2 separate regions of the Homo sapiens genome follow, and region 2 is linked to region 1. The links are chromatin loops, found by intact Hi-C in ENCODE. Cell type or tissue: natural killer cell. All regions are shown on one strand.

Evidence for each region. A loop is a pair of places that touch in the nucleus more often than their neighbours do. Peaks named below come from ENCODE experiments on the same cell type or tissue, not always from the same donor. Only the 100,000 strongest peaks of a DNase experiment are listed, where the experiment ranks them.
Region 2: it touches region 1 in a loop (2.1-fold over the local background); 11 of 110 quality-filtered maps call a loop at or near these places.

What each region holds. Positions count from the first base shown.
Region 1 is chr16:17,413,797-17,418,796 of GRCh38, reverse strand. All of the region lies in intron 1 of XYLT1 (xylosyltransferase 1), which reads left to right. Among named protein-coding and RNA genes, the nearest start is that of XYLT1, 55 kb to the left of the region's middle. In natural killer cell, a CTCF peak has its summit at 2,106; a DNase peak (open chromatin) is centred at 1,976; H3K4me3 peaks cover 435 bases; H3K27ac peaks cover 1,875 bases.
Region 2 is chr16:17,276,049-17,281,048 of GRCh38, reverse strand. All of the region lies in intron 2 of XYLT1 (xylosyltransferase 1), which reads left to right. Among named protein-coding and RNA genes, the nearest start is that of XYLT1, 190 kb to the left of the region's middle. In natural killer cell, no CTCF peak of the experiment used is centred here; a DNase peak (open chromatin) is centred at 2,758.

The DNA of each region.
Region 1 (5,000 bases):
GGCTCTCTGCAGCCTCAATGTCCAGGTCTCAAGCGAGCCTCCCACCTCAGACTCCCAACTAGCTGGGACTACAGGCATTCACCACCATGGATGGCTTATTTTTGTATTTTTTGTAGAGACAGGGTTTTGCCATATTGCCCAGGCTGGTCTCAAACTCCTAGGCTCAAGCAGTCTACCCACCTTAGCCTCCAAAAGTGCTAGGATTATAGGTGTAAGCTACCACACCCAGCCTCAAGCTACTTTTTTTTTTAACTCTGAACTTTTTTCCAGGCATGACAAGCAACCAAAGCTGCCATTTTGTTGTGACATGGCTCTGTCTGAATATTGTATTCTTCCTCCCAAACCTGCATCAAATATGATAGGCTGGAAATAAAATGGTTTTATTGTTTTTAAGGGAGCATTAGGCTATGGTTAAAAAGAAAAGAGAGGAGGAACTTGGAGTTATATAAACGGGTATAAATCCAGCCTCCACCTTAATCTTTTCACACACTACATTCTTTGTCTAATCCATAAATAATATATTTATTAAGCATCTAGTCCTAGCTGCTGCCTAAGGTGTGTACAAGCTGAACAACTGTTCATTATGCTGGATCTTACAGGGTTCTGATCATCTACTGCTGTGTAACAAATAGTTCTCTAACGTAATGACTAAAACAGTGCTTTAGTATCATCTCTCAAGGTTTTGTGGGCTGACTAGACGTGGCTGGATGGTTCTTTCTTGGATTTCTGCATATGTTACTGACACATATGGAGTGGGCTGTGATCATCTGAAGGTTTGGCTGTGGTGGTTGCTCAAGGTGTCTCATGCACGTGCCTGGCAGTTGGTGAGGGTTGTTGGGGGGAGCTCAGCTGGAGCTGTTGGCTGCATCAGACATGGTCTATCCTGTGTGTCTTGGGCTTCTTGCCACATGGTGGCTGGGTTCCAAGAGGGAGTTTCCCCAGAGTAAATATTCTAAGAGGTCCAGCAGGAGCTGCAAAGGTATGTATGTTATCATTGAGGCTTAGAATTCCCAGAACATCACTTTCACTGCATTCAATTGGTCAGCTGAGTCAGTAAGGCCATCTTGGCTTCAAGAGGAGGGGAATAAGACACTACCTTTCGATAAAGGCATGTCAAAGAATTTGAAGCCATCTTGAATCTGACGCATATGCCTACGGTGGTGAACTAGCACACGCCGGCTTCTTTGTTAAATTGTAACTTTGAAGAGTCCTGATGCAGAAGCAGCAGTCTTGATGCTAAGAGAGCTTTTGTTAGAGTAGTTTGGCCTGGAAAAAGCCCAGAGGAGGCTCTGGGAGATGAGCAAGCAGGAATGGGAAGGTTAAGTCGCGTTAACCAGGTGAAGAAGGGAGGTCAGAGTAATCCAGGCACAGGAAACAACCTGTGCCAAGGTCCTGGGGCAGGACTGCAAAAGGATCCAGACTAGACTAGAGCTGAGAGAATGAGGGAATTGTGATGGAAACTAAGGGTTAGTAGCCAAATAATGAAGACCAGATTTCCCAAGCTTCTAAACTTCATTTTTCTCCCATGTAAAATAGGATAATATTTACTATACGAGGCTGTTGTGAGGATAAATTAAGAGAGTCAGTAGAGCCTTGCACAGTGATGTTTTCTTTTCTCCTGGAAATGACTGTGAGTCAATGGAAAAAGCATACCACCTGACTTCTTTTTGGTGTCCCTATCTTACTCATGACCTCCTTCCTCCAGGGTCAAAACTGAGCTTACAAAGTTACGCCTTCAAACTTGCAAGCTATCCATAAAGTCTTACCAAACTGTTAAGTGTAGTCCTGGGAATTGTGAAGGGTCCAAAATGGATCTAAACCATTGCCTGGTTATTATTTGATTATTAAAGCAACACCAGCCACCTCGTTAGCACTTGTGGGTACTCTAGCAGCACCAAGGTTAAACGTCTCTGCTGGCTGTCCGTGCTCATTTGCATGGCTTCCTCCTCTCCCCCACATCTCCGATAGTTAATGCACATGCTCACTCTCACTTCCTTGTTCAAAGAGATGTTTCACCACGGTGCAGATGCTTGCCCCTGGCAACCCCTGGTGGAGGCAGCCGCTGAGAATTCCGTAAATCTGTCCTGCTCTCCCGCAGAACTGAGAATCTAAATTCTAGCATTCCAGGAGCTGGGGAGGGTAAAGGCTGTTGACATTGACATGCCAGCAGGAGCCGCAGCTCCTCCAGGGTCATTTTGAAAGCCAGAGTCTGCCGATGTGCGTGGCAGCCTCCTAGCTGCACAGGCTGATTGTGATAGGGATGTGCCCACTGGACCCCACAGTCCCCTCCTTTCTCAGTCCCTCCCAGGTACCCTCTGTGCTTTCGCATCTCAGGCCCCGTGTGAGGAACCAGGACACATGGCCTTTCATGGGGAGCTCGCAGTCTGCTGAGCTAGGGAGTTTATACTTTTCCCCAAATAATTCCCCCAAATGAGTGGGGCCCATCCTCTCCACTAATGAGGTCGTGGCAAGGCCAGTTTCTGTTCCATAAGCACAGGCTTCTTTTTGTCCCTGAAATAGCATCGCCGTGGAGTCTCACAGTTTATCCCGGAAGGGATGTGGGGTGCATTATCTGGCAATGTCTGGAGACATTTTTGGTTGGCAGGACAGGGCGGGAGCTGTATAGGCATTTAGTGGGTACAGACCAGGGGTGCCACTAAACATCTTATTCTACAGAGTGCAGGACAGCGCCACAGCAAACAGTGATCCAACCCAAATTGTCGGGAGGGCCGAGCTTGGTAGGACCTCTGCTCTCCTCTCATTGCCTGCTTTTCTCTTGTCACTGTGTCACTGCCATACTGACTTTCTGGTAGTTCCTCAAACATATCCAGTCCTGTCCCATTTGGGGACCTTCATGCTTGCTGTTCCTTCCAGAATGTTCTTCCCCATAGAAGCTGTCTGTGATTCTTGATCCATGATCAGGGATCCATTTGATTCCATGATTACACCCTTTATTCAACACTTCCCGTGTGTCTGACACACTGCATGCACAGCAAATGGAATCTCGTATTCCTGCTCACCACAGCAGCTTCTCCTTTTCCTCCATAGCTCTCATCCCCATCTGAACTCTCCATTTATTTCTGTGGGTTTTTTTTTCCTTTTTTTGAGACAGAGTCTCACTCTGTAGCCCAAGCTGGAGTGCAATGGTGCTATCTCAGCTCACTGCAACCTCTGCCTCCCGGACTCAAGCGGTTCTCCTGCCACAGCCTCCTGAGTAGCTGGGACTACAGTCACGTGCCACCACACCCAGCTAATTTTTTGTATTTTTTAGTGGAGATGGGGTTTCACCATGTTGCCCAGGGTGGTCTTGAACTCCTGAGCTTAGGCAATCCGCCCGCCTCGGCCTCCCAAAGTGGTGGGATTACAGGCGTGAGCCACCGCGCCCGGCCTCCATTTATTTCTGAGATTACCCCTCAATGACCTCTTTCCTGCTGCCTGTAGGATTCATAAAGACTCGGATTCCAGCAGTGTTGCTCACTGCTGTGTTCTCAACTCCTGCACCAGCTCTTCGCATACAGTAGGCACTCAATATATATGTGTTGCAGTGGAGGGGAGGGGATCAGAAATGGGGGAGATTGAAAGTAGGGAGAGGAGAGGAGAGTTTTTGGAGTCAGAAATCCTGGCTGCACGCACCAATTCCAGCTTTGTGTTTTGGGGGAAACCTGCTTAACCTCTCTGAACCTCAGTTTTCCCTTCTGCAAAATGGGAATGAACATCATTCCGCCCCTGTGAGGGTGGTTTTTGGTGTTTATACCCCAGGCTGTGGGTGCTGTGTGTCAGACACGCGGGAAGTGCTGAATAAAGGGTGTGATCGTTTTTCTCTGCGGGGGGTCTGCAGTTCTGATTCCCTTGGAGAAGGCAGAGTGAGGAATCATCGCAGTTACCGTCCACACAGTGCTCACCACATGCCGGCCCCGTTGGGTATTCATGCGCTTTAATCTCACAGCATCTTGTGTTGTCCTGGTCCCCGTTCCATAACTGAGCAAACGGCAGTTGAGGGTGGTGAGGGGCTGCGCTGGTACACACAGTGAGGAGGTGGTGGCAGGGGTGACCTTCAAGCAAACCCAGGCTGCCTGGCTCCATAGCCTTAACCAGGACACTCGCCACTCCTCTAAGATTTGTTTTTCATCTCCCTTTGCAGAAATGCCCTTTTGCTCATTTCTCATTATGTGTGTCAGGGCTTCCTGTGGGTGCCCAGTGGAGTGTGGGAGGAAGCGGAGAAAGCAAGGCGCTTACAAGGAGACTCATCCACGGGTCCGTCTCGTTTTGTGCCTGGGTCTTAATTTATAAAGATGTCTGATAGCCAGGCATAGTGGTGTGCACCTGTGGTCCCAGCCACTCCAGAGGCTAAAGCTGGAGGATTGCTTGAGCCCAGGAGGTCGAGACTGTAGTGAGCTATGATTGTGCCACTGTACTCTGGCCTGGGTGATAGAGCAAGACCCTGTCTCTAAAAAATAAATACAAATAAATGAAGCCCACCAAATAAATGAATAAGTAAATAAAGGTGTCTGGGTGACAACACAGCGAGGTCAAATAAATAGAAATAAAGCCCACCAAATAAATAAATAGAGATGTCTGGGTGACATCACAGTGAGGTCAATGCCCTTGAAAGTTTAGTGTGACTCAGTTTCCCTAGAAAGAAGAGGCACAGCATGCTTGCAGGGCCACAGCAGGAGGCCCTGGTTTTTTGGTTTGGAGGCAGAAGACAGGAGTAAGGAGAAAATCTAGGCCAGAACCTTTACTGGGGTTCCCACAGGAAAGGTGAGGCAAGGCAGGGCAAACAGTTTGGGATTGACCGGCTTGAATAATTTCAGGAGGGCTTTGGGCTCTAGAGGGGTCTCTAGCTGCCTGCTACCTGGCCCCAGGTTGGTTTAGGGCGGGGGAAAATTGGCTTGGTGTGTGAGAGTTAGATATGGTGATGGCTGAGGGGGTATAGACTCTGGGTTTGTTGGTTTGCATGTGAGAGGCTTGCTCCTGGTTGAGCCCTTTGCTATCTCTAA
Region 2 (5,000 bases), 140 kb after region 1:
TGGGGGCTTTTAGAAATCGTGATTCCCAGGCCCAGCCCCAACCCACTAAACCAGTATCTCCCGTGTGGGCACCTGGGCATCTGCATTTTGTGAAGGCTCCCAGATTAGTCCAATGGGAAGGCAAGGCTGAGAATTGGTGAACTAAATGCTGTCATTCCTTCTGCATCATGTTACCTGAGGGAAGAAGAATTGAGAAGAGAGAAAATAAAAGGAGAGAGGAGATGGGGGTAGAAATGCTAATATTGAATGACACAAGCAAACGCAAAGGAGATATTTACAGCACGGTGCCCTTTTGTCAAACTTACAGATACACAAAATAACACTATACATTGTATGTGAACACATACGTATTAACTAAAAATATAAATACATGAATGTGAAGGATAGAAGTGTCCTCTGGGTTGGGAGATGGTGGTTGAAAGCTGGGAGGAACTTCCCAGTTGTCTCTGCAAAGTCTAATTTCTTTAAATAATTGAATAAAACATAACAAAATTGGTACATGGAAGGGCACTGTATTATTTTTCTGTACATTTTAATACATTTTGAATTATTTCATAAATCTAGATTGTATTGGAATTTTTTATATCTGACACATATTTGTATTAGGAAAATATTGAAGTATGTTTCAGAAAATAAGACAAAATCTGACCACCTCCATTCTTCAGAAGATGAATAGCTTTTTATTTATTTATTTATTTTGACACAGAGTGTTGCTCTGTCACCCAGGCTGGAGTGCAGTGGCACGATCTTGGCTCACTGCAACCTCTTCCTCCTGGGTTCAAGCGATTCACCCACCTCAGCCTCCCGAGTATCTGGGATTACAGGTGCTGCCGCCATGCCTGGATAATTTTTGTAGCTTTATTAGAGACGAGGTTTCGCCATGTTGTCCAGGCTGGTCTCAAACTCCTGACCTCAAGTCATCTGCCTGCCTTGGCCTCCCAAAATGCTGGGATTATAGGCATGAGCCACCACGCCCAGCCTGGATAGCTTTTTAGATATCCCTGACCATGGGCAGGATGTTGATTGCAGAATGATGGAGAGGTGGTTGAGAGAGGGGAGAGGGACAAACAGAGGGACAGAAAGAGGACAGACCTAGAGGAGGAGACAGGCTGACATCCCTGGAGGTCTGCATCTTGCTGAGGTCCTCGGCAGTGCCACGGAAGATTGTGCTGGGCAGAGGGCGGGGTGCCCAAGGTGTCCTCTGCCTGACTGCTTGAGGACTTGCAGGGTCCTGTTGTCCCCTAACTGCTGCTGTGGCCACATTTTGCCTTGGCTGTAATTAATATGCAGAGGAGGAGGCCTAGCCTGACTCTCGTGGTCTTCTTTGGCCATCTTGACAGAAGCCATCAATGACCCAGAGATGGATGAAGCCAGATGCTGAAGAAGCTGACCCCTCAGCCCACTCTCTGCACCAATAGTTAGCCCACAGTGTATCCAAAATGACACACTTGTTGAAGACGCCCTCGATAAATTGTCAGCCAATTTTCTAGGTGTTTCACTGCTAAGAAGGGCAGCTCACTTCCAGCCTGGGACTTGAAGGGGCTGTGTTGGAGAGGGAATATTAGCTTGGCTCCCAGGTCTGGTGCTATGGCTTAAATCCCTGATCTGTGTGGCCTTAAGGAAGTGTCTTCACCTCTCTGAGCCTCTGTTTACTCAAATGTTGAAAAAGGACATACTACTATTAATGATCATACTAGTAACAGCTACAATTTGTGTTCCAGGCCTTGTCCTAAGTGTTTTCCCAACATTGACTTAATTCTCATTTCAACTCCATGAGCTGGCTACAGCTGGGAAACCTGCCCAAGGTCACACAGCTTCAAAACGGCACGGCTAAGTTGAGAACCCAGGTAGTCTGGCTTTAGCATTCATGCTCCTGATCACAGAGCCGCGCTGCCTCTTGAGAGGGCTGTGAAGAGGATTAAATTTAAAAAGGCACAGGAAATGCTGTCCCAGTAGCAACGCTGAAAGGTGCATTAGGGAGGGAGAGACTGTATCATGAAATCCTTGAATGCCTGGTGTCACCCAGGATTCTCCTGGTCTCAGGAGGTGTGTAGAGGTAATAGGCAAATTTCGCTTCTCTTCCTAAAGCCCAACCAGGAAGGAAATGTTCACAGTCAGCCTTGGTTGCCCATTCTAAGTTTGGACACTTGCAGAGCTCAGGAGGATCTTCCCTGTGCATAGATGAGGCTGTAAAGTGAAGAGTACAAGCTTCAGAATCAGACCTAGGATGGATCCCAGCCTTGCCCCTTGCTTCCTGGGCGACTTTGCCTGAGTCATGTAACCCCCTTTCTGTGCCACAGTTTACTTTTCTATCTCATCGGATAATATCTCCACCAAAGATAAATGGGAGGATGAAACAAGAGAATCGTGCAAAATCTTGGGTAAACAGTAGATGCTGTTATATGGAGCTTGTCTCTGATGGGATGATGTGAAGCCAACAGATGATGAAGTGGAGCTCCATGAAGCTCCACTTTTCCCTTGAAGCTGGGAAAGTTAGCAGAAAGTTGCATGATGGCAATGACTTTGATTTAGTAGACAGTGTGGAAATCCCAGTCTCGCCTTGTCAAACTCCTCTGAAGTGAAAAGCCTTAATGGGAATACCCCTTAAAGGAAGAGGTAGTGACCCACCCACCTGCGGCAATGAAGAAGAACTTCTCGGAGATGCGTCCTGACTGTCCAAAGGGAAGCAGCCCGGCTTCAGTATCAAGGTGCAGCTGCCGGCTTGCTCTCTGCAAATTTCACAGAAAGAGCCATCTAGTGGCCTGAACAACTGCGGTCCACCGGGTCTCTTGGAACCACCTTGTGTTGGGTGTTTCATGGGTCCTTTGAGGACTAAAGGGAGTTCGGTGTCTGAATCCAGCCAGACTTCAGAAGTCTGGGCACGGCTGGCTGGTCATACACGAAAAGGTGCCACTACTGCTCAGCCCCTTGAATAAGGAACTTCTCCAGTAGCAAACTGTCTACCCGAACTAGATGCCTCATGTTCGCAGGGAGGCGTCTCACTCTGTCAATCATGGCAGGAGGGGCAGGAGGAGGAGGAAACAAAGCTTTTACCTGTCAGCCAGGCAGCCGGCCTCTCTTGCTGGTTGCTCCTCTCACTTCCAAAACTCTCCTGGGTGGGACAACTCTGGCTCATAAACCTGCTGAGATAACCGCTGTGAGCCTCAGTTCCCACATCTGGGAACAGTGGGTAATACAAAAGAACAAAATCAGGTCCTTTGCAGCAACATGGATGCAGCTGGAGGCCATTATCCTAAGCAAATTAATGACGCAGGAACAGAAGACTACATACCACATGTTCTCACTTGGAATTAGGATCTAAACATTGAGTACACGTGAACATAAAGATGAAAACAGTAGGTTGAACCCGGGGGCTCACCCCTGTAATCCCAGCACTTTGGGAGGCCGAGGCAGGTGGATCACAGGAGGTCAGGAGTTCGAGAACAGCCTGGCCTACATGGTGAAACCCCGTCTCTACTAAATATACAAAAATTAGCTGGGTGTGGTGGTGCATCCCTGTAATCCCACCTACTCAGGAGGCTGAGGCAGGAGAATCTCTTGAACCCCGGAGGCAGAGGTTGCAGTGATTGGAGATCGCGCCACTGCACTCCAGCCTGGATGACAGAGACTTTGTCTGGAAAAACAAAAAGCAAAAAGGTGGTGACAGTAGACACCGAGAACTTCTAGAGGGGGACAAGGGTTAGAAAACTAACCATTGGGTACTACGCTCACTACCTGGGTGAAGTGGTCAATCATACTCCATACTTCAGCATCACACAATACACACATGCAACTAACCTGCACAGGGATCCCCAGAATCTAAAATAAAAGTTGAAATTATAAAAATAAAATAGATAAAAATAGATAACAGATGCCCAACATTGTGATAGAATCTGTTTATTGAGTTGTTGGTAGGATGGTTGTCTGTCTCATGCTATTAAAATATAAGCTCGATAGGAGCAGGCATCTGTCTGTCTTATTCACAGACATGTCCCCAGCACCTAAGATGTACTTGGCACTCAGTAAATATCTGTGAATGAATGTATGAAAAGTCGTTGTAGGAGTTCGCATGAAATGATGTGGGTAACCGCTACCTTTTATTAACTGCTAACTATTCTGAACTGTGTCTTTGCACTGGTTAAGTCAGCGTATCTTTTTAGCCCTGCGAGGTTTTGATATTATAGATAGTTTACGTAGGAGGAAAGCAAGGCTCAGAGAGGGTAAACGACTTTCCCTAGGTCACACAGCTGGGAAGTGGTAGAGCTGGATTTCAGATCCTCAAGAGTGACTCCAGGGCATACATTTATAACAACTTCATCGGACGGTGCCCATCGTGTCCTGGTAGCATATCATGATCACCATGATTTCCATGGCCTACTTCTTGCTCTGAACAGTTGGAGAACTGGACATTGGATACACTGCCTCCAAAGGGAGTGACCAGAGTTTCCTTCTGGATGATGACAGTGCACGCGAAAGTTGGTAGTGATGAGGTTTTTGCATATCCACCCTGAAACTTGGTAGAAAATGTCAGGGCCTATTGAAGTATATGGCCAAGAGGGGTACATTCCATCTTGTGAACAGCAGCTCTCAGTCCAGGCTGCAGAAATCATTTTCCAAAAGCTTGAGTGTAGGCACTGCTGTCACTTTGATTCCTGTGGCCTTCCAATCGACATTGGATGTCCTGCAGGCCATGCCAACCTCAGGCATAAACAGGAAGTGCCAGTGGGGCACCCGCAGCTTACAGAGAGCAGACCTTCAAGATGGCAGCCTCCTTCAGGAACTTGGCCAATGAAAACTTGCTCGGAAGCCCCTGTCCCCAGTAGGTTGGGCCAAGGCAAACACATGCTCATAAAGGAGATTTAGGGGGTGACAGCAGCATATTCATTTGTACCTCTGCATAGTAAAAATAATTTATTAGCAGCTTCTGGGGAAGCTCAGTTCTGAAATCACATGGATGGCAATATTAGGAGCCTATTTCTTTCTCTCTCTCCCCACCCCAA